3 separate regions of the Homo sapiens genome follow, and all the other regions are linked to region 1. A link is a loop called in an ENCODE intact Hi-C map of the cell type or tissue named here. Cell type or tissue: ascending aorta. All regions are shown on one strand.

Region 1 (8,000 bases):
TGTTAGAGAACATAGATGGTATTACTCTTTAATAATTAGGTACAAAAATAAGGTCTTAATAAATTGGAAATTTATGTTTTCCATTGAATGTTCTTAAAATGCCAATAGAATTATAGTGAAATGATTTTCTTTGCTGATTCCTATGATAGTATGATACATACCTTATTTTAGATATTTACATTTTCATTCTGTTAGAATGAAATACCTGTATGTATTCCATGTGCTGACATATAACAAAATCTGGGATTTAAGAAAATGTACTTCAAAAATGTAAAAATTGCAGATAATTGAAATTTGAGGTATTTATAATACAAATAAGGACCATTTAAAATATACCAACAGGCATTATTAAAAATAAGTATATAGTTCTGTAAAGATTGTGTGTGTTATATATTGACTATCAAACACTGGACATTTGTGAACTAGCTTTTTGCTATTCCTAAGTATTATCTTTCCAAAAACTTGCTATGAAGGTCATTTATATTTCCTTTCTAAATGGATTTTGAATAAAACATAAGAGCTGTATTTAACATTCTGCATCTGAATTCCAAGACTCTGATTGTATGCCTTCTTTTACATTACAAATCTATCAAATAGAGATGATTTTCCTTTTGAATTCCATATTACCTAGCAATATTTAACACCTGAAATGCTAGAAGTGGCACCCATTGATCTTTGCTCTGCATTGAAAGTTGATCAGTACATGGCCTCATGAAAGAAAAATGTTCTTTCTAGGGTTTAATAAATGCTTCACAATGAGTTTTTTTTTTTAAGTAGGCCTTAATACCTAATCACTTGCATTCGGTGGCTAGATTTGAGTGGATAAGAACACCTACCAAAGTACAACTTCCAATTTTTATTTCAGAAGGAAACCATCCTTGAGAGATGAGAAAATAACTTACTTTAAGCTTTATTCATTTTTGTATTTGGCTGCCATAAAATATCTTTTACTAAGTAGCTTTAGGGTTTTTTTTTTAATCTAATCCTGATTAAATTAAAAGAAAAACCTGGTAAGTTAATTGTAAGCTTTCCCATAAAAGAGAGAAGCACAAAATGCCATGGAATATATCCAAGAAACATAACATAAACATGAGACTTACAATGCACAATTTAAAATTTCATATGTTGTCAAATGATAAATGTCTGTTCCAGCTATGAATACTTTAACTTCAAAAATCTTTCATAGCCTTAAAAAAGAACTCTCACAGAAACAGAAGCTGGAATGTTATTTGTGAACTAGGCCTTGCACCTTGTCAATATTTTTAGTTCTTAAATTTCTGGAATGTTCTAAAGACATAAAACATCTACTTCATTTTGAAATTTTGATTTTAACATTTCACTAACAACACTGGGAAAGGATCATCTTAACTAAAGGTGTCAAGACTAACGTTTGAGCTTAGCCGTTGAACTTTCTCTTAGGGGAAACAGTTTAATCCCCAAGTACTATGAGATAGGCGTTTTAAGGCAACTTTTTAAAAAGGAAAATAAATCTGCTTTTTGCCGTCTAGGAAAGATACATTTTTCCTTGTGGAAATCTGCAGTCTGAAAAGACAGATATGAAAAGCATGAACTGTTGAAAATAACCTAAATGTTCTTTGAAAATTTAAAGGCCAGCTTATCCTGCAATGGTGATAGAATAGTCGGCTTACAACACGCAAAGCCGAGCCGCGGGTGGGCAGGCGCCGCCCGTGGCTCGCGGAGTGGATGCACTCGAGGGCGCGGCCGCTGCGCTTGGGGAACTTTCAGGGCGCCAAGTACGGGTAGCGCTTCTGATGGATTCCCGGGTCTGGGAGGATCCGATTATCCCGGGGCCGGGTGACACGCACAAAGCTGAGGTTAGAGTTGGCCAGGAAGGGAGGACCTGGTGAGCCGGTGGAACAAAAGCGGGAAGGCCTTTCCTTCTAGGAGCAAAACCAGCGACGCGTCCCGGACGCCCGGGGACCCCTGTGGGTCTCGGTTTCCTTCGCTGTGACCCTGACATGTTTCCCTCCACCGGCCCGAGGAAACCGTCGCTTCCAGCCTCCAGGTACCGTCACCTCTGCGGGGCTGCGAGCGGAGGACCGGGACAGAGAAGGAGCCGGCGGTCCTGGCCAGCCGCGCGGCTCAAAACCCGACGGCGCGGGGACTCCGGGCCTGGGGCCTCCATGGCTGTGGCCTCCTTATCTCCCGGGCCGGCTGCTCCCTACGCTGCGGGGCTGAGGGCACTGGGGACCCAGGGGCTTCTCTGGCACTAGCGAGGACCTAACCTTGAGTGAAGAACGATGTCAAGTGAAAGTGAAGAATAACGGGGGTGGGCGCGAAGAGAATGGTCTTGGGGCGCGCTTGCGCCTCTACCCGAGGACCGAGGTGGGGATTCGACAGACGCCAGCGGTGGGGATCCGGGGCGAGAAGCCCCGACTTTCTGAGTCGTGAGCCGCCTCCAGTCGCCCCAGGACGTAACCCCGAGGAGCTTTCAGACACTGGCCGCGCCTAATATCGCTGAGAACCGCGAAAACCGGAGTTCCGGCCGCCTCCCGGACTGGCGTCCCGAGGCCAGGGGACCCGCTTGGGGCTCCCGGCCGAGCCCCGACCTCGGACGTTTTTCCGGGAGCCGCGAGAGGCCTGGGGGCCTGGGCCAGGCGCCGCGGCGGGCATCGATCGCCGGCTCCCAGAGAGTGGCCCCGCGCAGGTGGAGGTGACCCCGTCACCTCCAGGAGCGCCCCCAAGCCCCGGTACCCGCAGCGTGCGCCCTCTCCTCCTCCCCGAAGGTTAAGTTCGTCTTTTTCGGTTCTCGGTTACGCATCCCCTTGGCACGCATGCCCAGCCACACCGTGGGCGAAACTAGAGGGCCCGCGTCCCCTGGGGGCTGCCGCGGGGCCCCGAGTGAGGTGTCCCCTCCGGGCCGGGCCCGAGTCGGAGGCCCCCTTTGCAGCCTAGAGGAGCGCGGGGCTGGCGCTGCGCAGGAACCGCCAGGCCGGGGAGGGGGCCGCGCCCGGGCCTGGGCCAAGAGCGCGCGTCCCCCGCCCGGGCCCTGCGGCCCTCCCCAGGTGTCTGAGCAGAGCTGCTGAAGCTGCAGAAATGTGCTGGCGCCTGTCCACCGCCGCACACAAAACCCAGCCAAAAGCGGCGAGAGGAAAAGCGAATATGGCGCTGCTGAAAATGGAGACTCCGCATCTAGAAAGTCTTTCTTTCCTTTCCTCTTTTCGCTCTTACTTCGTCGATCTTTTCCCCCTTGCCCTCTCACGAGGGCCTCCTGCGCTTTCCTTCGGGTGTTCTCTACCCCTCGGCCCCTTTCCTGTTCTTATGAATAACCTCCTTTACTCGGTTTTCCTTCTTCCTTTCCACTCCCGGTTCCTCTTTCTCCATTTTGTGTCACAGGCGCCTTGCTTCTTGTTCCCTTTCAGGGCGCGCACTCCCCCGCCCGGCTCACTTTATTTTGTGTGTGGGTGGCGGAGCAGGGAGGGGGTGGCAAGGATCGTGAGGCTAAGTATCGAGTTTGTTTGTTTGTTTTTCTTTCTTTCTTCTTCTTCTTTTTAAAGGTGTTATCTTAGGAGCCAAGCATCTCCTTTGGTCCTGCGCTCCTTCGCCTAGCGCCTGGTGCCCCCCACCCGGCTGCATCCGAGGCTTGCGCGGCCCGGTCCCATCAGCCGAGCGTCGCCCGCCCAGGAGGAGGCTCGGGTTCTCCGCAGAAGCGAATACTTTCTCTTTTTGTTTTAAGTTAGAACCTTGCTTTTGCAGTGATTCGTTGCTGTGGCGTGATTTTAAACAGGTGAGAAATCGGAGTCTCATTTTCCCAGGGGGGCTTCCAATGAGGATTTTAAGAGAAGCGTGCAAAGAAGACAGCAATGTCCATCTTTTTTTTTTCTTGTTTTCTTTTGAACAGAGGGAACCCCCACGCGCTGAGATAGTTATGTTTTTAAGGCTAAACTTTTTTAAAATTAGTTTTTCTTTTACACTTATGGCTGACTTTTGATCCTTTTAAAGAAAGGATGAAGTCAAAACAGATTAATGCTTTTGAATACACAACGTCCCCACGTCCCCAAATTGTGGTGCTGGGATAGTTCCTCTAAGATGCATTCTGATTTTGAAGTTCAAGGTCTCTAAGCGCTGTTAAGCGGAACCATGAAAAATACGTTGCTACATTAAAGATAAAACAGACGGTGATACTGACTGCAGAATCGTAGTAGAAACTTTTTTTTTTTTTTTGAGGCTGTGCAGGATTTGCCTTGGTTTTATTAGGGAACCTGCTAATAGAAGCAATTTCAAGTGACGGGCTTCCCTCAGTAAAAAGCTGGAAGCAATGACATCTTTTCTATCTGAGTGACTCTCCTTAGTCGTGGTAAATAAATAAATAAATAAATAAATAGATAGATAGATAGATAAATAAATAAATAAATAAAAATTAGTTTACATGCAGTGTTTGAAAAGAAAATGATTTTGCTTCCCAAGTTTTTATGTGTTTTCTTTTTTACCAACTATATTTCACTTTATTTACAATTGTCAGTTTATTCTCACACCTTCTGGTTAGTTTTATCTTCTCACCATGGTCTGTTAGAACCCCATCCTCGAGCAAAAAAACAAAAACAAAAACCACCCCCCCAAAACAAACAAACAAACAAACAAAACAGGTGTTCATCCCTGTGAGATGCTAATGCCCCTGGAACTGTTTGAAAAGAGCAAAATTTTGTAAGGAGATTCTTTTCAAAAAGTGTTAGAGAAGTATTCTTCAAAAACATCTTAGAATGTTTCCTTAAAAAATTTCCTTTCTTGGTTTTCATTAATTGCCTTTGATTAAAATTAGGTTACAAACATATCTTAATTTCAGACTGTTTCTTTATAAAAGAAAGGAGAAAGTAAATAGGTGTTGGCAAGGACTAAACCAATGCAACTAGGCCCTGTTGAGAGCCTAAATCTGTAAACTGGTACCCTTAAAAAACATCAATCAACTTGAGGTTCGTACAGGTAGTTCTTTGACTCAAACAGTTGATTTTTAAAAGTCTTATAAAATAGGTTAAAATGTGTTTTTAGTCCAGGTTCCTACTTCTTTGTTATGCATTTCTCCTCGTAGATAAATAAATGAATCTAACTTGATGAGTAGGTAGATTTTTCTCCAGAAGAACTTTCTAAAAATGGGCAAAGTTAGGGAAGTGATTAATACCCTTCAGTTTAATTGGAATTATTCAGTGCTTATACCAAGTTAATCCTATTAAGATGCTATTTCCTGCTCAGGGGGATAAATTAAGCACAACTTAGATTATTTTAGGTGGACAACTGGTATATAGTCTAAGCAATGGGGGCTGGAAAAAAGTATCTCTTCTCCAAAAAATATAGATTATGTACCAGTAATGTTCAAAGTACTTTGAGGAAGTGTATTGATGGGATGAATATAAATCATAGTGACTGTTGTTAAGGGGTTTACGGATTATAAAGAGCAATTGAGCTTCCTTTATTTTCTCTTATTTAGAAAACAAACATTCATAAGAAAAAAATAAAATTAGATCCCTTCTTTTGCCCACATACAAATTCAGTTTCAGATCAATTAAAAAGTTAAATAAGAAAAATAGAATTAAAAAAATATTGGAAGGCTGGGCGCAGTGGCTCACGCCTGTAATCCCAGCACTTTGGGAGGCCAAGGCGGGCAGATCACGAGGTCAGGAGATTGAGACCATCTTGGCCAACATGGGGAAACCCTATCTCTAGTAAAAATACAAAAATTAGCTGGTTGTGGTGGCACATGCCTGTAATCCCAGCTACTCGGGAGGCTGAGGCAGGAGAATCGCTTGAACCTGGGAGGCAGCGATTGCAGTGAGCCGAGATCGCGCCACTGCACTCTAGCCTGGCAGCAGAGTTATCTCTGTAACTCTCCATCTCAAAAAAAAACAAAAAAAATTGAAAGGAAATATAGAATTTGTAGTATGAAAGGATTTCTTAAACAAAACATTAAAATACACAATCCATTAAGGAAATGATCAATTGGATGACAGTCATGCTCCAAATAATGATATGTTAGTCAATACATGATAATAGTCCCATAAGGTTATAATATTGTATATTTACTGTACCTTTTCTATGTGTAGATGTGTCTAATTATACAAATACCATTGTGTTACAATTGCCTACAGTATTCAATACAGTCACATGCTGTACAGGTTTGCAGCCTAGGAGCAATAGGCTTGTACCATATACAAACCATCTAGGTTTGTGTAATTACACTCTATGATGTTAGCATGACAAAACTGCCTATGGACCTATTTCTCAGAATATGTCCCTGTAGTTGAGTGCCATGTGACTGTATATAAAAATTTTTAAAAATACTTTTTACATGACAAAAGATATCATAAAATGTTACAAGATAAACTGAGAAGATATTTTCAAGGCATGTACTTGGTGAAGGATTCATATTCAAAATGTATAAATAACTTATATAGAAAGAATTTACTAATTTATGTATAATGAATTTCATAAATAAAAGATGTGGGCCAGGATATATACATATGAAGTGAAAGTATAGTACTATCAATAGGATGAATACATATCAACTTCAAAAAATGTAATTTCCTTTGGGATAGAAAGAAAGAAGGAAGGAGGGGGAATAGGAAGAGGGCAACAACTTCCTGCCCAGGGGGCAACAACTCTTTTTTTTTTTTTTTTTGAGACAGAGTCTTGCTTTTGTCCCCCAGGCTTGAGTACAATGACTCGATCTCGGCTCACTGCAACCTCCGCCTCTCGGGTTCAAATGATTCTCCTGCCTCTGCCTCCCAAGTAGCCAGTTAAGGCACCTGCCACCATGCCCGTCTAATTTTTGTGTTTTTTAGTAGAGACGGAGTTTCACCATTTTGGCCAGGCTGGTCTCGAACTCCTGACCTCAGTTGATCCGCCCACCTCAGCCTCCCAAAGTGCTGGGATTACAGGCATGAGCCACTGCGCCCAGCCCACAGCAATTCTTTATAAAAAGATCAGAGGCAACTATGGGAAGACATTAACACTTTTTGTTCTTTGTAGATTGTTAAAAGCTTGTTATAATTTATTTAAAAATCTCTAACATCAATTCCTAGTCTAAAGAATGAACAAATGACACATTTCTTTTCCTTAGTCAATAATAATCTTGTAAGATGGTGTTCACGTGCTTTTCTTTGAGGGCAAAGAAAACACCATTCCCCAGTGTTTTTCCTGGGCAGTGTTTGAATATTATATGATACTCACAGCAGAGATTTTCCTAGTTTGGCTTCTGTTGTAAGCTTGTTTTCTGAGTAGATTTAAATGAGAAGAACAGAAACATATTTGAAACTATGACTATGTATAAGAGCATTTATTCTCCTATAATGAAATCGTGGAAAATGTTTTTAAAAAGTGAGCAAACAAAAACCTCCACACCATTATAGAAACACGGTTAAAAAACTATTGAATAATCTCAAGCCTAGTGTGTAATAATTATTAAGTGTGTCTAATTTGTTGTGCTAAGTGTCAGGAATTGGTATTGTGGAAGGATATGTGAGATCTCATTTTCTCCTTTTATATGGCAGGAGTTTATACAGTATTTACATCTGTCATTGATACTTTTTATGAACAGAAGTTTTGTTTACTTATAACTTCCACAGGGATTATTCATATGGAGCACTGGAAAGATGTAACATTTCATTTGCTTTGATACCTTGTGTTTATTTTAGGTCGAAAAGCATCATGAAGCCAAGTGGTTATTGTTTTGCTTATTCAGTGTGAACTGAGTGAGCCAGGTTTGTATACCAAGTGATTCTCGTGGTGGACAATACCAATATGATTATGCCAAATGCATTGCTTCTGAGGCATCACTCTTTGGGCACATATAGACCCTGCTGATTTCTGCCAAAGCACTCTTCTTAAAGTTCCAAAACATTACCCCAAAACCTCTATAGCCCCCTATTGCCAACAAAATTAAAGCCTTTCTCTTCATTGGCATTAGAAGCCCCTGTAACCCATTGCTTTTCCATTTCCAGCCTCTTTCCAAAATTACCAAACAAACTCTGTATCCTGCAGCCACCAAA
Region 2 (8,000 bases), 820 kb before region 1:
GCAGTGGTGCCATCATAGCACACTGCAGCCTTCAGCTCCTGGGCTTAAGTGATCCTCCCGCCTCAGCCTCCTGAGTAGCTGGGACCACAGATGCATGCCACCATGTCTGGCTTTTTTTTTTTTTTTTTGTAGAAATGGGTATTGCTGTGTTGCCCAGGCTGGTTTTGAACTCCTGGGCTCATGCGATCCTCTGCCTCAGCCTGCCAGATTGCTGGAATTACAGCCATGAGCCACAAAATATCCTTTAGAGAAGGGAAATGATATCCTAGTTCTTTTCCTGAGGACTTTTATTCTATTCCACTTCCTGATCAGGTAAAAAGTGTTCTGGGAAACCCTGCCTTCCTTATTATTTTCTTTAAGTTCTCTCCTTTTCTCCAACATAGAATTTATGGAAATTGGAGTGCCTGCAAGAAGGGAGACTTGCCTCTGATCCCCTGGCCAGAGGCTTAACAAGCCAGACTAAAGAGTGGTGGGAGAATTTTTTAGAATACTTGACATGAATTCTCTGGAGTTTGGGGAATACAAGCACACAGGGCCTGCTGCCAACTTTTGTTCTGGAGCGTTCTGAAAGAGGAAGGTCCAGTGGAGAGTTCACTCTGCATCAGCAAGTATTTTTTTGTTTGTTTTTGTTTTTTGAGATGGAGTTTCGCTTTTGTTGCCCAGGCTGGAGTGCAATGGTACAATCTCGGCTCACTGCAACCTCCACCTCCTGGGTTCAAGTGATTCTCCTGCCTCAGCCTCCCAAGTAGCTGGAATTATAGGTGCCCGCCAACACGCCCAGTTAATTTTTGTACTTTTAGTAGAGACGGGGTTTCGCCATGTTGGCCAGGCTGGTCTTGAACTCCTGGCCTCAAGTTATCCCCTCACCTCAGCCTCCCAAAGTGCTGGGATTACAGGCCTGAGCCACTGTGCCCGACCTTCTTTTCTCAGTTTTGAATTGTTGCATTGAGATATTAATTCCTTACTTTTCATTCCTTGTCTCAGGCATCTCAGAGCTTCGACTGACTGAATATATGCAGAGTCCAAAATGAGATAAACAAGCAGTTGAGTATACTTTTATTTGGCTCCAATGCCCTCAGTGTGGTCACAGCTGTCACCGGAAGGTTATTCATTTTGCAATTTTGTGTTCTTGTTTCTAGTGCTAATCTCTCCAGGGCACCGGAAGGTTATTCATTTTGCAATTTTGTGTTCTTGTTTCTAGTGCTAATCTCTCCAGGGCATTAAGAAGGCTAGGCCGGGCGCGGTGGCTCACGCCTGTAATCCCAGCACTTTGGGAGGCCGAGGCGGGTGGATCATGAGGTCAGGAGATCGAGACCATCCTGGCTAACAAGGTGAAACCCCGTCTCTACTAAAAATACAAAAAAAAATTAGCCGGGCGCGGTGGCGGGCGCCTGTAGTCCCAGCTACTGGGGAGGCTGAGGCAGGAGAATGGCGTGAACCCGGGAAGCGGAGCTTGCAGTGAGCCGAGATTGCGCCACTGCAGTCCGCAGTCCGGCCTGGGCGACAGAGCGAGACTCCGTCTCAAAAAAAAAAAAAAGAAGGCTAAAATGGGAATTGCGTGGGTTATTAATAAAGAGACTTTGATTCAGAAATTCACAAAACTGCACATCTCTTTCAGTTGTAAGCCAAGGTGATAGTTTACTTTTCAGGACTGAGTAGCATCTGTCCTATTTCTTGCTACACAGACATTGGGAAAGAAAGAGTGAAACTAGCCAGGTGCAGTGGCTCATGCCTGTAATCCCAGCACTTTGGGAGGCTGAGACAGGAGGATCACTTGAGCTCAGGAGTTCGAGACCAGCCTGGGCAACATGGCAAAACCCCATCTCTCCAAAAAATACAAAAATTAGCCAGATGTGGTGGTATACACCTGTAGTCCCAGCTGCTTTGGAGGCTGAGGTGGGGGAATTGCTTGAGCTCATGAGATTGAGGCTGCAGTGAGCTATGATTACACCATTGCACTCCAGCCTGGGCAACAGAGCGAGACCCTGTCTCTATGTAAAAAAAAAAAGAAAAAGACTCAGGCTAGCCTAAGTGGGAGATTTTTTTCAGATTCTAGGCAAGTGGTTCTCAAAGCGTGGCCCCAGACCAGAGAAGCAGGCTCACCTGGAGCTTGTTAACAGTGCAAATTCTGAGGCCTCATCCCAGGCCTAATAGAATGGCTATTTCTGAAAATGGGGCCCAGGAATCATCAGCGTCCAGCTGATTCTGATGCCCGCTGAAGTGTGAGAACTGCTGCTCCGTCAGTCTAGTGTGAGAACAGGTGCCTTGAATTGAATCATGCTATGAGTACAGAGAGCACATTTCAGCTTCCTGTACTGCAGTCTAGCCAGGTTAGCAAATACAGGGTCATAGTTAATAGCTGGGACACTGAGGACCACTTCTCTTTTAAAGTGGCTTGTGGTTTGGGAACACCACTCCTAAGCCTTAGTTAATGGCGTCAGTAATTACTTGACTGCTTACAATTAGATAATGGTGTCAGCAAATTGGGTAGTTAGTAGCCAATCTTCTGAGGAGCCACCTGAACATGGGCACAGCCCATGGCTGAGTACCCAACCATGACAAAGGGCACATCGGAGACAGATAACCAGATACTATAGAACACATTATTTCTTGAACTGCAACAACCTTGTTACTCCAGACAGAAGAATATTAGCACTTGAGTCACCCAATCTCTGTCTCCCCTCTGTTTTTCTGTGTCCTTTAACAGCCTCTGTGACCCCTGTTTTAAGTGCATGTCCACATCTGCATTTTACAATGGTTTCTATAAAATTGTGACAAGAACGTTCCATCGGAATGTGCAATTAAAAGATAAGTGCTGCCATCAGCACTTTTTTTTTTTTTTTTTTTTTTGATGGAGTCTTGTTCTGCCACCCAGGCTGGAGTGCAGTGGTACAGTCTCGGCTCACTGCAACCTCTGCCTCCTGGGTTCAAGCCATTCTCCTGCCTCAGCCTTCCTAGTAGCTGGGATTACAGGCATGCCTCACCACGCCTGGCATTTTTTTGTATTTTTAGTAGGGGCAGGTTTTCGCCACATTGGCCAGGCTGGTTTGGAATTCCTGACCTCAAGTGATCCGCTCGCCTCAGCCTCCCAAAGTGCTAGGATTACAGGCATGAGCCACCGCACCTGGCCCATCAGCACTCTGAATAGATCTTTCTAATCACTTGAACCCAGGAGGCAGAGGTTGCAGTGAGCCGAGATTGTGCCATTGCACTCTAGCCTGGGTGACAGAGCGAGACTCCATCTCAAAAAAAAAGATCTTTCTGGGCCTTAACTCCAGCAATAGCCAGAAGAGTGTGTGTGCACCCAGCCTGACCAGGACAGTCTTCTCCCTTTCTCATGCGTTTCTGTCTTAATGAGATGGGCAATTGCTAAGGAGAACTTCGGTGCCAGAGGATGGCAGCCAAAGCCTACCTGCCCTGGGCTTCTCCCTATACATGGAGACACTGCTACCACCTAACCCACTACTACCCTGCCCCAACCATGGCCAGTTCTTCCTCTTGGACACATGTGGGAACTGTTGTTCCTTTTTGGGAAATGCCATCATTCTTCTTTGTTTCACTGTTGTCACTATGAGACCCAGGGACCTGAAAACAAATCAATTAGAACAAGATAGGAATTAGCATGTATCAAATAAGACTGAGGAGTAATTACTGCGTGGGTGAACCTGTGCAAAAACAGTCACGCTGGTCGCATATTTATGTCCTGCCATTTGCTAGAAACTTTCAAGCGTCTACTACTGTTACTTTAAAAATGTCTACATGGAAATTCTATCCCCAGCCTAACCTGAACTTAAGCCGGCAGATGAGGATAAGGCTCCCCAGCCTCCCGGAACAAGCAGACAGTTATTAATGGAAATGTTCCACCAGTTCAGGTATGTGCTAACATCTGTTAAAATTGCATTTGTACAGGATTGCATGAATTACTGATACATGAACACATTGCTTTAGCCAAACACAAGCTTTTATGATTTCATGATGAGGCTTCCCAGAGTTCTAGGTTATGACAACCTGACTTTCAAAGTTACACGTTAAAGCAATCTGTTTGCATCCCAGGCTGACTGTGCAGAAGAGATTTGCGGTTGGGACAATCTGCCATTTAAAGAGAATGAGGTCTCTAGTCATTAAGGGAGACAGAATCTGTGGCTGGGACTTTTTCTGGGGCATCCTGAGTAGGTAGCTGTGTGGCCTGTCACAGTGCGGTTTTTCAGAGGAATGTGTGTCATGCGTAGAATAGAGAAATTTATTCCTGAGCATTTTAATTTTTTTTAGAGACAAGTTCTTGCTCTGTCACCCAGACTGGGACACAGTGGTGCAATCATGGCTCACTGCAGCCTCAAACTCCTGGGCTCAAGTGATCCTTCCACCTCAGACTCCTGAGTAGCTGAGACTACAGGTATGCACCAGCATGCCTGGCTAATTTTCTTTCTTTCTTTATTTTTTTTTTTGTAGAAATGGGATCTGACTATGTTGCCCAGGCTGCTCTTGAACTCCTGGGCTCAAGCAATCCTCTGGCCTCAGCCTACCACAGCTTTTGGATTACAGGCATGAGCCACCTGGCCTCTTGAGTGTCCTTAAATAAAAATCAGCAGGTGCAAGTGCCAGGGCCTTGTCAAGCCTCCACTATTGCTGGATCGACATCTCTTCTGCCCATGGCTTTTCCCAGGATCATCTCTGCATTGCTATAGACTCCGCCATCTGTCTCACCCTGCTTTTGAGTTGGTGCATCTTACTGGGGGCTCTAGACAAATTAAGCATTGTTGTGAAGTGCACTGGCTCCGTGCTGAACTTGCTTTTTATTCCACCTACCTTCTTATAAAAAATGTTTTGGAAAGTAAGGGATCAGAGAAGGTTTCTACAGTTTTGGTGCATTATTAGGCCAGGTCCTTGTTTCAGTCTCCACTTAGCCTAACTAAAGACACCTTCCGCTCTGTAAAAAAGGTTATCGTTATGGATCCTGTGGGAATTGGTGGCATGAAGGGACCACTAGGGGGCGCCCAACGCCTCAGAATAGTCCACCTTTAAGTCTCTAGGCCTGGTCCTGGAGGCTCTTGACTCCAGGCTTCCCTAAGGTTCCTGGAAGGCCTTCATGTGTTATTACTGGTTGGACAGAGAAGAGCACTGCCAGCCCCAGATGGGAGTGAGAAGGCCGGTCGGGGAGAAGGTAAGCAATTGAGAAGGCGGAAGGGGCAAAAGGAAACTGGAGAGGGCGGCAGGAAGAGAGAAAAGGAAGAGAGCAGAGGCGTGGAGAAGAGGAAAAGAGGAGGGCGGGGAAAGGGGAGGCTGCGTTTTGCAGGACTGGGCAGCTCCAGAGACAGTGGAACACCGGTGTCTTTTTGGACCCTATGGTACATAGGGGGACAGGGAAGGAGCCCGGTTTGGGCTTAACTGGGGGATGCTGGGAGTCTCTCTGGTCCAGGAGGTCTTAGGCATCTGTGTGCCTGAGGCTATCTGGGTCTCCCCAGTGTCTCCCCACACACCTGTGCCAACTTGCCCACTTCATACTTTTCCTGTTGCCTTCGATTCACAACTCGCCTTGCTCACGTCCTTCTAGAAAAAAACGGTACGTGTTGATGTCACTACCTCCCCGTGGAAGCAGGAGGGGAGGGTGGAGAAAGTGGATTTGGTCATCACTTCCGGCCCTTTAGAATCACACTGCCGGTCAGGCGTAGTGGCTCACGCCTGTAATTCCAACAGTTTGGGAGGCCGAGGTGGGAGGATTGCTTGAGCCCAGGAGTTTGAGACCAGCCTGGACGATATAGTGAGACCCCCATCTCTACAAAAAAAACTTCGAAAAAACTAGCCAGGCGAGGTGGCACGCACCTGTACTCCCAGGTACTAGGGAAGCTGAGGCAGGGAGATTGCTTGAGCCTGGGAGGTCGAGGCTGCAGTGAGCCGTGGTTGTGCCGCTGCACTAAAGCCTGGGCAACAGAGCAAGACCTCAACTCTAAAGAAAAGAAAAAAGAATCACACTTTATTATTAATTATTTTGAACCATGAGATAATAAAAAAGGAAGGACCTTTTTCCCACTTAAAAATGTTTCAGACTAATAATAATTGCTAACATTTACTGGGCTCTTACTGTGTTCTAATAATAGGTGTCAGCATTTAGAAATCTAATGTCATTTAAGGCACGCAGCAACCTGGTGCTATTGTCATCCCTATTGACAGAAGCGAAATGGTTCACCCAAAGCCACACTGCCAGCAAACAGCGAGGCTAAAATGAGGGACCCAGACAGTCTGACTTCAGAGACTGCACTTAAGTTACTTAACAGAAATTAATGTCAGTTAAGTGACAGAACTAGAACTTGAATGTAGATCCTCTGTCTCCAAATCCTATTGAATCCTCTATATCACTGTTCTTAAATTTTTTGGTCTCAGACCCCTTTATTCTCTAAATATTGAAGATTCTAAAGAATATCATTTCTGCAGTTTTTGTGTGTTGCTATTTACAGCACTATAAATTAAAGCAAAGTAATTTAAATATTTATTAATTCATTTGAAACAATAATAATAAACCCACTCCATGTAAACATAAACAACATCTTTATGAAAACATTGTCGGCCAGGCACAGTGACTCACGCCTATAATCCCGGCATTTTGGGAGGCCTAGGTGGGTGGATCACGAGGTCAGGAGTTCCAGACCAGCCTGGCTAACACGGTGAAACCCTGTCTCTACTAAAAATACAAAATTTAGCCGGGCATGGTGGCGGGCGCCTGTAATCCCAGCTACTCGGCAGGCTGAGGCAGGAGAATCGCATGAACCGGGGAGACGGAGGTTGCAGTGAGCCGAGATCACACCACCGCACACTAGCCTGGGCGACAGAGCAAGACTCTATCTCAAAAAAAAAAAAAAAAAAGAAAAAGATAAAGAAAACATTAACAAGAGAAAAAATGTTTTCATTTTCTGCTACATGTCAGTGTAATAATATTTGATACAGAAAACTTAATATAGAAAGGCACAAAGATAAAAACAAAATCACCTGAAATGCCACCACCTAAGAGGGAACGTCTGTGAATTTTGTTTTATATATTGTCCCAGCTTCCTGGGAAGATTATGAATTCCAGACATCGTGCCTTCCAGACACTGAAATAGTAACCTTAAATTGTGGCAATTTAAAAGTGCCTGTAAAATCATCGTAGGAAATCTTAAGGCTGCACCAGGACCTGAAGAGGGTCTCGGTGACCCTCGGCCACATATTTCTAGACATCACTGGAGAGCACAGAGCTCAGAGCCCATTCTAGTTTATTAATAGTATAAAGCATACACCAAAGGCAAATGATCTAGCTACATAAATTTTGTTTCCTGCCCCAGGAGCCAAAGCTAAGCCCTTCACTGCTTTATGCTAAATGTGCATTAAATTGCAGAGGGCAATTGGTGTTTCTCAGCGCTCCAAGTTTGCACCTGCCTGTTTGATACCAGGAGAGGGTGTGGCCATTTCCTCTTGAACTTTGGGTTAGAGAGAGCTGGGTATGAGGGGTGGGGTTCAGGGAAGGTGAGCGAAAGCCCACTCAGGGGTCATCAGCTGCCTGGTGGTAATTCCTGGCCAATCATTTCTCATTCTGTATCTCCCTGCGGCAGAACAGCTCTGAGCCTCCCAGGACACCACGTGATGCCTGCGTTTCATTCCATGCCAAGTTCCACATGCCAGAGAGCTGTCGTAGAACTTTGGCAGGGAGAAGTGTCTGGGCCAGTGGCCTGTGGCAGTTACTGCTCCTGGCTCTCACATCCTTTGTAGAGTTTGTAGGGAATCTAGAACTTACTGTGTCCCCTAGAGAGGGGGTCACCAGACTGACAGAAGCCTGGGGTTAGAACAGAGAAACCGGAGAGCACACAGAATTTATGGACAGAGGCAAATGGCTGGGACTATGATACCAACATCGTATTTCCTTCCTCCTTGAAGGAAGGCCAGATGCCAGCAGTTCTCTCTCACTGGTCTCTTCGTGGGGCCTGGTAGTCTACAGACCCCTAGTCACCAGATGCCATCTTGGGGAGAAATTG
Region 3 (8,000 bases), 730 kb after region 1:
AAAAAAAGAAGAAATTAAACTGAATTTATAAATACTATTTGGACCAAAGAAGATCACTTTTTAAGATTTAAATGTTTTCCTCTCCAAAAGGGGCCACTGCTTACCAAATCCAGAAACAAGCCCAAGAATATGTTAATTAAGTGCATTGTGTCCCAGAAAGAATGAGGTTGACAAATTCATTTTTTATTCCTTCGATTAATAAACTGTTGGTCTAGTACATCTTAGATTTTTAAAATCTATAATGTGCATATTTACCTCTTGAAACTGTATAGTAACAGTGCCAAGGACCAACATGACCCCATAGGGTGAATCTTATGAAGCTTAACATTCCTGGCGAATTAAACACACAAGCCTCGGATCACTTTTTGTCAGCCTTATTTTACTGCGGCGCTTGAGAGCCAGAAGGTAGGTAAATTTTATATGGTGGCACTTTACCCCAATTAAAAAAGCAATGATCGTTGGTGCAAGCAGAAGTGGAAAATATAATGACATAAAATTAAAGAAAGGTATCACAAAGACTGACCAGGAATGCTACTTGTCCCTCTCCATCCCCACCCCCATTCATGCCCTTTTTCCATCCATTTGTTGTTTTTCTCACAAGAATACATGACTCCTAAGAATCTTTTTACTTTAAATGAAACAAAAAATATCTGAAACAGTGAATGATGTAAAACGATTCACCTTCTACTATCAACTACATAACAGATAATCATGTAAAGCTATTCTAAATATTCAAAGACAAACAAAAAATGTAAATTGATGGGGGGAACTGTGGGAGGATGAGTGTGGAACGAATGAATAGATTGAAAATACTTGATTTTCAACAGCGATTTTTTTTTCTGTTCAAACCTTTCCATAGTTACGCCTCAAATGATATCTTACATAAGAATTTCTCCCTATATCTCGAAATAACTGAATGATTTCCATGAGGAAATGCAAGTTTAGAAAGAAGACCCGCAAAATGAAAGTGTTAAAATGCAAGCAACTTCTACAGCATTTCAAATGCAAAAATACAACAATCACTACCTTTAACTGACTCTTAAGGGGTCTTTTCAAACAGATGCTATTTATGAGCATCATCTGTTAACTCCTTTCTTGTAATTCAAAACTCTGTCAAATGATGTTTTCATGATGACGTGTAAATATAATATTCCATTAAAGATCAATTCTAATTGGTTTTTTAAAATCTACCTTGGGAAACAGTGCTTCATAACACACAGACTACTAATGAGTATTTTAGAAGGAATTTCCGCAAAGTCTATCATAAACCTAAGTCGAAATTACTCTCTTGCCCTAGTAAGGTTTGGACCACAGGATTGAAATTATTTTTTCTTGGCCTTTCACGCACGATGACTTTGGTCTTGTCGACAAGACTCGCAAGCACTTGTTGGAAATCTTCATTTAAAAAAAAACAACTGTGACGTTGGCCAGAAATATTTCTTCCATATGCCTCACAAAGGAAAACAGACAGAGTTTATTAAGTGGATTGCAATTATTTGTTTCCAAAACGTGGCTTAAAAGCAAATTAAACGTTTTTCCCTTTTGAAATTCCCTATTTTGAAAACGCACTTCACGTTAAAGGAAGCCCGTTTTTGAAAGGGCTAGCTCAGCCTTTCCTTTTAAAACTAGACTTTCTGTGTACAAAGAAGAGCTGAGTAATCAGTAATAAGGATAGCGAAACGTGCTTTTCCGAATTCCTTTGAACCTTTTTTTAAATGGATTTTTGAATCCATACTTTTCAAGATATTTCAAATATTATATAATCTACTGTAACTTTCCGGATCCAGAATAATAACTGCCCACGGGTGTCTCTTATCTATTTATCACTTTATAAACATATCTATGTTGCTTTCCCTTTTTCTCATAACGTGTGCGTTGCAGGCTCGCCCGGCTTCCTTCAATTTCGCAGCACGCTGTAAAGGCTCCTTCCTCCGAGGTCTTCAGCTGGGAACCCCTCGCTGGCTGAGTCTGACCATCAAAACTTGCCGCGCCGGCCCGACCCGACCCGGCCGGAGCTCAGGAGCCCGGGGAGGCGCCGACGGGGGTCGGGTTGGCCCGCGGGGCCCCTCCCTCGGTCAGGACGTGCTCGGCTAACAGCGGTGCTAGGGCAGAACAATGGGGGCGGCCCGGCGGGCGCGAGGAGCCAGGTCCCGCTTCCTCCGGCGCGCCGGCCCCGCGCCCGGCCCCCGCCCCCCGAGGCCTTCCCCGCCTGCCTCTTCGCGCTCGCCAGTCCCGCCGCGCCTTCCTCCAGCTGCCCGGCCCGGCGCACGCCCCGCCGCCCGCACGCCTTCTTCCCCGCCCGGACCTAGCGGGCCCTCCTTCCCCCGATTCCAACCCACTGCGCTTCCTCCCAAGACTCCAGCTTCTTCCCCTCAGCCGCCGCCTTCGCGCCCTTTTCTGAATGTATTTTTACAATTTCCCCCTTCATTTCCAAAAGTGGCTGAGAAGTCTCGCTTCCATCTTAATGTTGATTTGCTATTTCCCTCCGGAAAAGATTTCCTCAGGAAACCCCAAATCTAGAAGGAAATACAGCAAACCCTAGAACGCTTTTAACCCTTAAGACATCTTGTATTAAAAGAAAAAAAAAGCATGTATGTCTTAAAACCGGCCAAAGAACCATCTCCTCGCTCTTTATTTCCTCCTGTAAATGCTATTATTTTAAACTCTCCATTTTAAACTCGTCCTTCGGACGAGAGGGCAGAGAATGTGCCCGGCAGCACGCAGCAAATCAGAGGTTTTATCTTACGCCTCCTGGGACTGGGAAAAAAAGTGGAACGTGGCCGAGGGAGCTTCCAGGGCAGAAAAGCGACACAATTCGCTGGGGACGCCGCTGGGCCAGGCCAGGCGGGGGAGGCGCGGCGGGGGCGTCGAGGGCTCTCGGGCTCCGGGCCGGGGCGCCGCTGCGAGGAGGGGAGGCGGTTTTAAGTCATGGGGGCTGGGAGGGCGGCGGCGGGTCGGGCGTGACGAGACTTTCGGAGGCAGGATGGGGCGGCGGTGGAGTTGCCTGGGCTTTCTCAGCACCCCCCCCAACACACCCAAATAAAAAAAGGAAAGTTAGAAGGAGGCGGAGAGGAGGACAGCCATCCCCATTTCCTCCCCGCGACGCCGCGGAAGGGCTGGGGCCGCTGCGAGCAGAGAGAGGGCGCGGGATGAGGCGGGCCAATCGCAGTCAACAGGTCCAGGCCTCAGTGGGGCAGCTGAGCCGGGAGGCCGGCGCCCCCTCCCCTCGGCTCCCCGTCCCTCCCCTCCCTCGCAGGCCCGGCGCGGTAGGGGAGGCCCGGCCCGGCCCTCCCCGCCCCGCGCGGACTCGCTGCGGCCGACTCCGCCGGGGCAGTCGGGGTGGGGGTGGGGCGGGGGTTCCCCGCCGGAGAATCCTCCCCCGGGGCTGGCGGCGGGGGCGGGGAGCGAGAGCCGGGAATGGAGGATTAGGAAGGACTCCAGCTCGGCACGAGCGCGGCCCGCGCGAGGGATCCTGGGTAAAAAGTGGCCGCGCGGCACCGGAGAGCGCGGAGAGGAGCCGGGGTCAGGGGTCACGGCCCTGGAGCCCCGCGTGCAGAGCCCCCCACGTGAACGCAGCGAGCAGGAGGAACCTTTTTGTTTTCGACCGCGCCAGCATGCTCCCCTATTGACCGAGCTGCTTTTCCTGGGCTGCTGGGGAGAGGAGCTCCATTGCGGAGCTCTTAACCCCACCCCCACCTTCCACCGCCAACACACTTCCCAACTCAACCCTTCCTCTCAACTCTCATCCCAGCCCCCCGTCCTGAGCTTGCAATAACGCAGTAAATTTGCTTTAACAACAAGTGGGGGTGGTTGAATTTACTCCTCCCTCTCCTCTCTCCTCCCCTTCCTCTTGCTGCGGTTCTTGACACTACTACAAACCAGGACTATAAACATAAACATGTGTCACTGTAACAGGGCAGGTAATATACGGATTTTGAGGCGGGGTGGGGTGGAGCGGGGCTTGGTCGCCGCTTGGAGGGCAGTAAAAAGTCGCGTTTCACGTGCTCGACGGCTTTGGGGACTCCCGCACACATCGATCCGTTTATATAATGCCGAAGGCACTTGGTCACTTATTCAGCCACGCAGACCCACAAAGCCAGACTTGCGGATAACCAGCGTACCCCAAAGCAAATGCATTTCAATACGAATCCCTCTCCTTTCCCAGCCAGTGCTGCCATTTCTTCTATTAGCAAACAGTAACGTGATACTTGAATCCCCTTTCCTTTTTAAAAATTCTTTTCCAGATAGCCATGAGATCATTTTTCGACCTAAATAGTACATCTCTCCCATAGCCACTACCTACACATTTTGTGCGCAGAAACCCCTTCAAACAGCAAGAAAGTCTATTTAAATGACTGAGTTCGAAATCTGGTGTGCAAAGGGTATTTCTTGGGCTTTGCCTCCGTGCATTGAGCAACTTCTGCTGCAAGTTGCTGACACTGGCGCGGTGGAGATCCGCCACAGCAAGCCTTTTTTATTATTATTTAGTCTATATCTGCCTCTCAACTTTTTTCTCATTCTTAGTTCAACAAGCCAGCAACCACTACTTAAGGTAGAGTAAAGCGAATCCCTTCCCAAGCTTTTTGGCTTGAAACGGAGGGAGATACAGAAAATGTTCAGATGGGGAAGTGGTTCCCTTTGTTCTTTCATTGTTTCTCTACGAACTGGTGGATACAAGGACAAACACTTACCTTCTCTTCTTTTTGCTCCACAAACCAGACGTTCCCATCAGCCTTAAAATACACAATCCACCTTGAAAGTAACTACGGATGTCGGGAGAGTTTGTATTCCATTCTTTTTCGCTCTCTGCCCTCTTTTAGCGTAGGATTAAGTTGCAGAGCACGTTGCTGCAAGCTGTAGCCCCCCCCCCCCCCCGCCTTAGTGAATCGGTCACGTTTAGGACCCTCTAAGTCCATCCTAATTCTGCCAGTAGAATTGAGGGTATTGGAGCTCTAAACTTTCAAAAGGAAAGGGGCCTGCAACTCTCCAGAAAACTTACAAATACCCCGAAATTTTTTACCATTGTGTTTTTGCACCACATCACCAAATAGTATTTGCCAAGAAATAATAGATATGTCTTTGAGAAAAAAAAATTTTTTTAAGTTTATACTTAGCAATGCGCTGCTTAGACAGATGTAGTAAAAGGCAGGTTTGTATCGGCATTTAACGGAATGAGTGCGTTTTCCATAACGTTTGTTGTGCCATGTGTTTTTTTAAAACACAAACAAAACACTACCCCAACTGAGAAAGGAAATAGAAGTTTGAATTAAAATGTTGTGGAACAACTTTAAAAGAGACGTTTACTTGAAATTTATTAGTGTAAAAATTGGCCTCAGAAGTGAAAAGTAAGCTTTTCAAAGTTAAAAGACTTAATTTTCACCCTATGATTCCATAACAAAAAAGCGAATTTTCTGGTTAATATGTGATACTGTCAGTGTTGAGTGTCCAGTCTTTTGGGTCTTAGTGTCCAAACCTTGCTCAAATCTGATTATGATGTGATTTGCTGATGTCATGAATATGAAATGATACTTGTGTATCCATAAATTCGAACTTGTGATTTTTTTTTTTTTTTTTTTATCTCCCGCTTTTTTGTAGGTTCCCAGTAGCTGCAGCAGTGAAAGACAGTGATTGGCTCCAGTGCTCCCAGAAGGATTTGGGCTGAAGCCAGGGGAACAGAACCAGAAGAGGATTCCCTTTCCAGAGACCATCAGGCTCCTCATGTCTTGTCTCTCCTCTCTCCCCTCGTGGTGGCTCAGGATTTCAGTATGGCTGAGCAGCCCATAGGTAGGCCTCAACACTTGGTGTCACCACTTCAGTCTCTATATGTTTGGCCCTTGTGTAAAATAAACAAAAACTTGGGCAACCCTAACAAATTGTGGTTCTGGATATTTGTGTATTATTTAATATCTGAAGGTCAAACTCTACTTTCTCTGATTTTTTTTCTTTTGCATTCAGGATCAATTGTGAAAGGCCCATGTGTCTCATAGGAAAATATTACAACAAAACAAGATAATTGGGGGGAAAGGCGGTTGCAGTAGGAAAAGTGGCTTTTCTTTGATAGCATTTAATTGGAATTAAAAGATTCTTGAGCTGTAAACATTCTTTATTTATTCAGCACACATAAGCAGGCATTGTTTTATCACCATCATAATTATGGTGTCCTTTAAACTGGCTGATAGCAGGAAAGATAAGGGAATGTGCCCACAGATTCAGATCAAGTCTCACTCCTTTCTTTTCCTCCCTGCCCCCTTCCCCCCACCCCATTCCTTCCTTGGTCACTAGGGTCCCCCACAGCCCTTGAGATGAGAAGAGCAGGAAGATTGTGGCCTAGCCGTTTCTTACATCATGAAAGTGATTTGTACCTCACTCTAATTTGATGCAATCTATAACCTCCTTGTCTCCTATGTTTATAACTGGTTTTTAGCTTGCAATATATGTTATCTGGAGGTGCCTATTGCTCACCTGTGTAAAATCTCATCCACTAGGATTTGTTGCTTTACCTTTGTCTAATTTAGAAAGCACACTCTTAGGGCTTTTTCAGAACAAAGCCTCACAAAAACCCCTTTACCTCCAAGGATTTGCAAATTTATAAAGGCTGCATTGAATTCAAGATGGGTCAGGGGGCAAAAAAAGGGTAGAAGGTCACTGCATTTTGATTATGGGTCAGTAGACAACATGGCATATACCCTGTGTCCCAAACTTCTGTTAAAGACAGGGTTTTTAAATGCCTAAGAACAGAGGGATGGGCCCTTTTGGAGACTTACCCTGATTTGTTCAAATGAACCAGAAAGAAAAAAAATTAAAGGAAATATACTAAGTTATCATTTGTTTCTCAATTTAGCCATTTTCTACTCCTTCATTCCCATTTTCCCATCCCAAAAAGCAGAGAAGATGTGATATTAGATAAACTTAGCTAAAGAACTGTTGAGATTTTATTGTCTTATATCCTCAACTAATTCAGCCATATGAGACTTTATTATTATTTTAAACTTTTATCTTGTGAATATTATAGTTACTTTTAGTTAATAGCACAAGGGGCTTTTATTCTTTTAACCAGCATACTTACATTGTTGAGGCCTTTGTGATGTTCCTTACTCTTTTCTGTCTGAATTCACTTTGAACAAAATGTGCCCAGCAATCACTAAAACAAACGTATATGGTGAAGAGCTGGTGGCGGGGGGGGGGGGGGGGGGGGGGGGGTGGCTGTGATCCTCATTTAAATTATGTATGTATGGGTGAAAGCTTGGAAGGAAAAGGATTATTTTAATGCTCTTCAATACTTTAATTATATGACAGTTGTAGTGTAGAAATGCAAAAGTACTCTTAGGTTTTCCTTCAGGTTTTCAAAAGAACTTTCCCCATTAGTAAACTACTCCTGCAAATTGCTATTGCATTTCCCAGCTAACCATTTAAAAGACTGTAAATGCCGTGTGCATTACTTCGCTCCAGAGGAAAGAGGTCAGACTGAATTGCAATGGTATTGAAACATAAAATACAGTGAAAATAAATCAAAATAGAGCATCTAAAGGTAAATCTAGCACATTCATATGGGATAAGTAAAGACAAATATGTTCATATTTTCATGGCCCTTCACTTTAAAAACTGAAAGTGCTGATTTTTTACAATAAATGCAGAAGTAAGTGGACATTAGGAATATATTTCAATCTCTATTTGCTAAAGAGGATTTTCCTTTTGCAAGCAGCTTTGTTTTCAAAGCTAAAGCACTTTTTACAATAGTGTGTAGATTAGGCATTCCTCACTGAGTAAATAATCACATTTAATTAAACTCAATGCATATCATACATGTGCCTAAATTCACAATAATTTCCTGGACCCACAGAGAAGGATATATATATATAAATGTTAATTTGGACATATCTATCTACATATGTACTTGCATTTGAGAAACATAGAAGTTGATATATCTTTTCTTAAAAAAATTTGAATACAGTCCATTATCTGAATTGGGTTCATCTTTGATTGTAGAGTCAGCTGACATG

The links. Peaks named below come from ENCODE experiments on the same cell type or tissue, not always from the same donor. Only the 100,000 strongest peaks of a DNase experiment are listed, where the experiment ranks them.
Region 2: it touches region 1 in a loop (2.3-fold over the local background); 6 of 110 quality-filtered maps call a loop at or near these places.
Region 3: a loop joins it to region 1, with 2.8 times the contacts of the local background. A loop is called at or near these places in 19 of 110 quality-filtered maps.

Annotation. Positions count from the first base shown.
Region 1 is chr10:22,247,452-22,255,451 of GRCh38, reverse strand. LOC105376447 (a long non-coding RNA gene) reads left to right here. Exons shown (of 2, transcript XR_001747390.3): 1 at 1-2,026; 2 at 3,519-8,000. It overlaps LOC100130992 (a long non-coding RNA gene), which reads right to left and starts at 3,380. Exons shown (of 1, transcript NR_038921.1): 1 at 1-3,380. RefSeq lists enhancers at 1,198-1,894, 3,997-4,076 and silencers at 1,997-2,116, 2,527-3,046. In ascending aorta, no CTCF peak of the experiment used is centred here; DNase peaks (open chromatin) are centred at 1,781, 2,971, 2,981, 3,401 and 1 weaker place; H3K4me3 peaks cover 3,621 bases; H3K27ac peaks cover 4,655 bases.
Region 2 is chr10:23,065,347-23,073,346 of GRCh38, reverse strand. It overlaps LOC107984215 (a long non-coding RNA gene), which reads left to right. Exons shown (of 3, transcript XR_001747394.2): 2 at 3,779-3,872. Among named protein-coding and RNA genes, the nearest start is that of MSRB2, 26 kb to the left of the region's middle. RefSeq lists enhancers at 2,538-2,647, 4,893-5,187. In ascending aorta, a CTCF peak has its summit at 4,974 (motif pointing right); DNase peaks (open chromatin) are centred at 5,006 and 7,636; H3K27ac peaks cover 1,467 bases.
Region 3 is chr10:21,521,467-21,529,466 of GRCh38, reverse strand. SKIDA1 (SKI/DACH domain containing 1) reads left to right here and starts at 3,785. Exons shown (of 4, transcript NM_207371.4): 1 at 3,785-3,920; 2 at 5,596-5,784; 3 at 7,987-8,000. RefSeq lists enhancers at 1-529, 3,106-3,749, 3,750-4,393 and silencers at 1,848-2,006, 1,866-2,185, 2,196-2,315, 2,761-2,910, 3,031-3,450. In ascending aorta, no CTCF peak of the experiment used is centred here; DNase peaks (open chromatin) are centred at 2,236, 2,916 and 3,406; H3K4me3 peaks cover 5,134 bases; H3K27ac peaks cover 4,648 bases.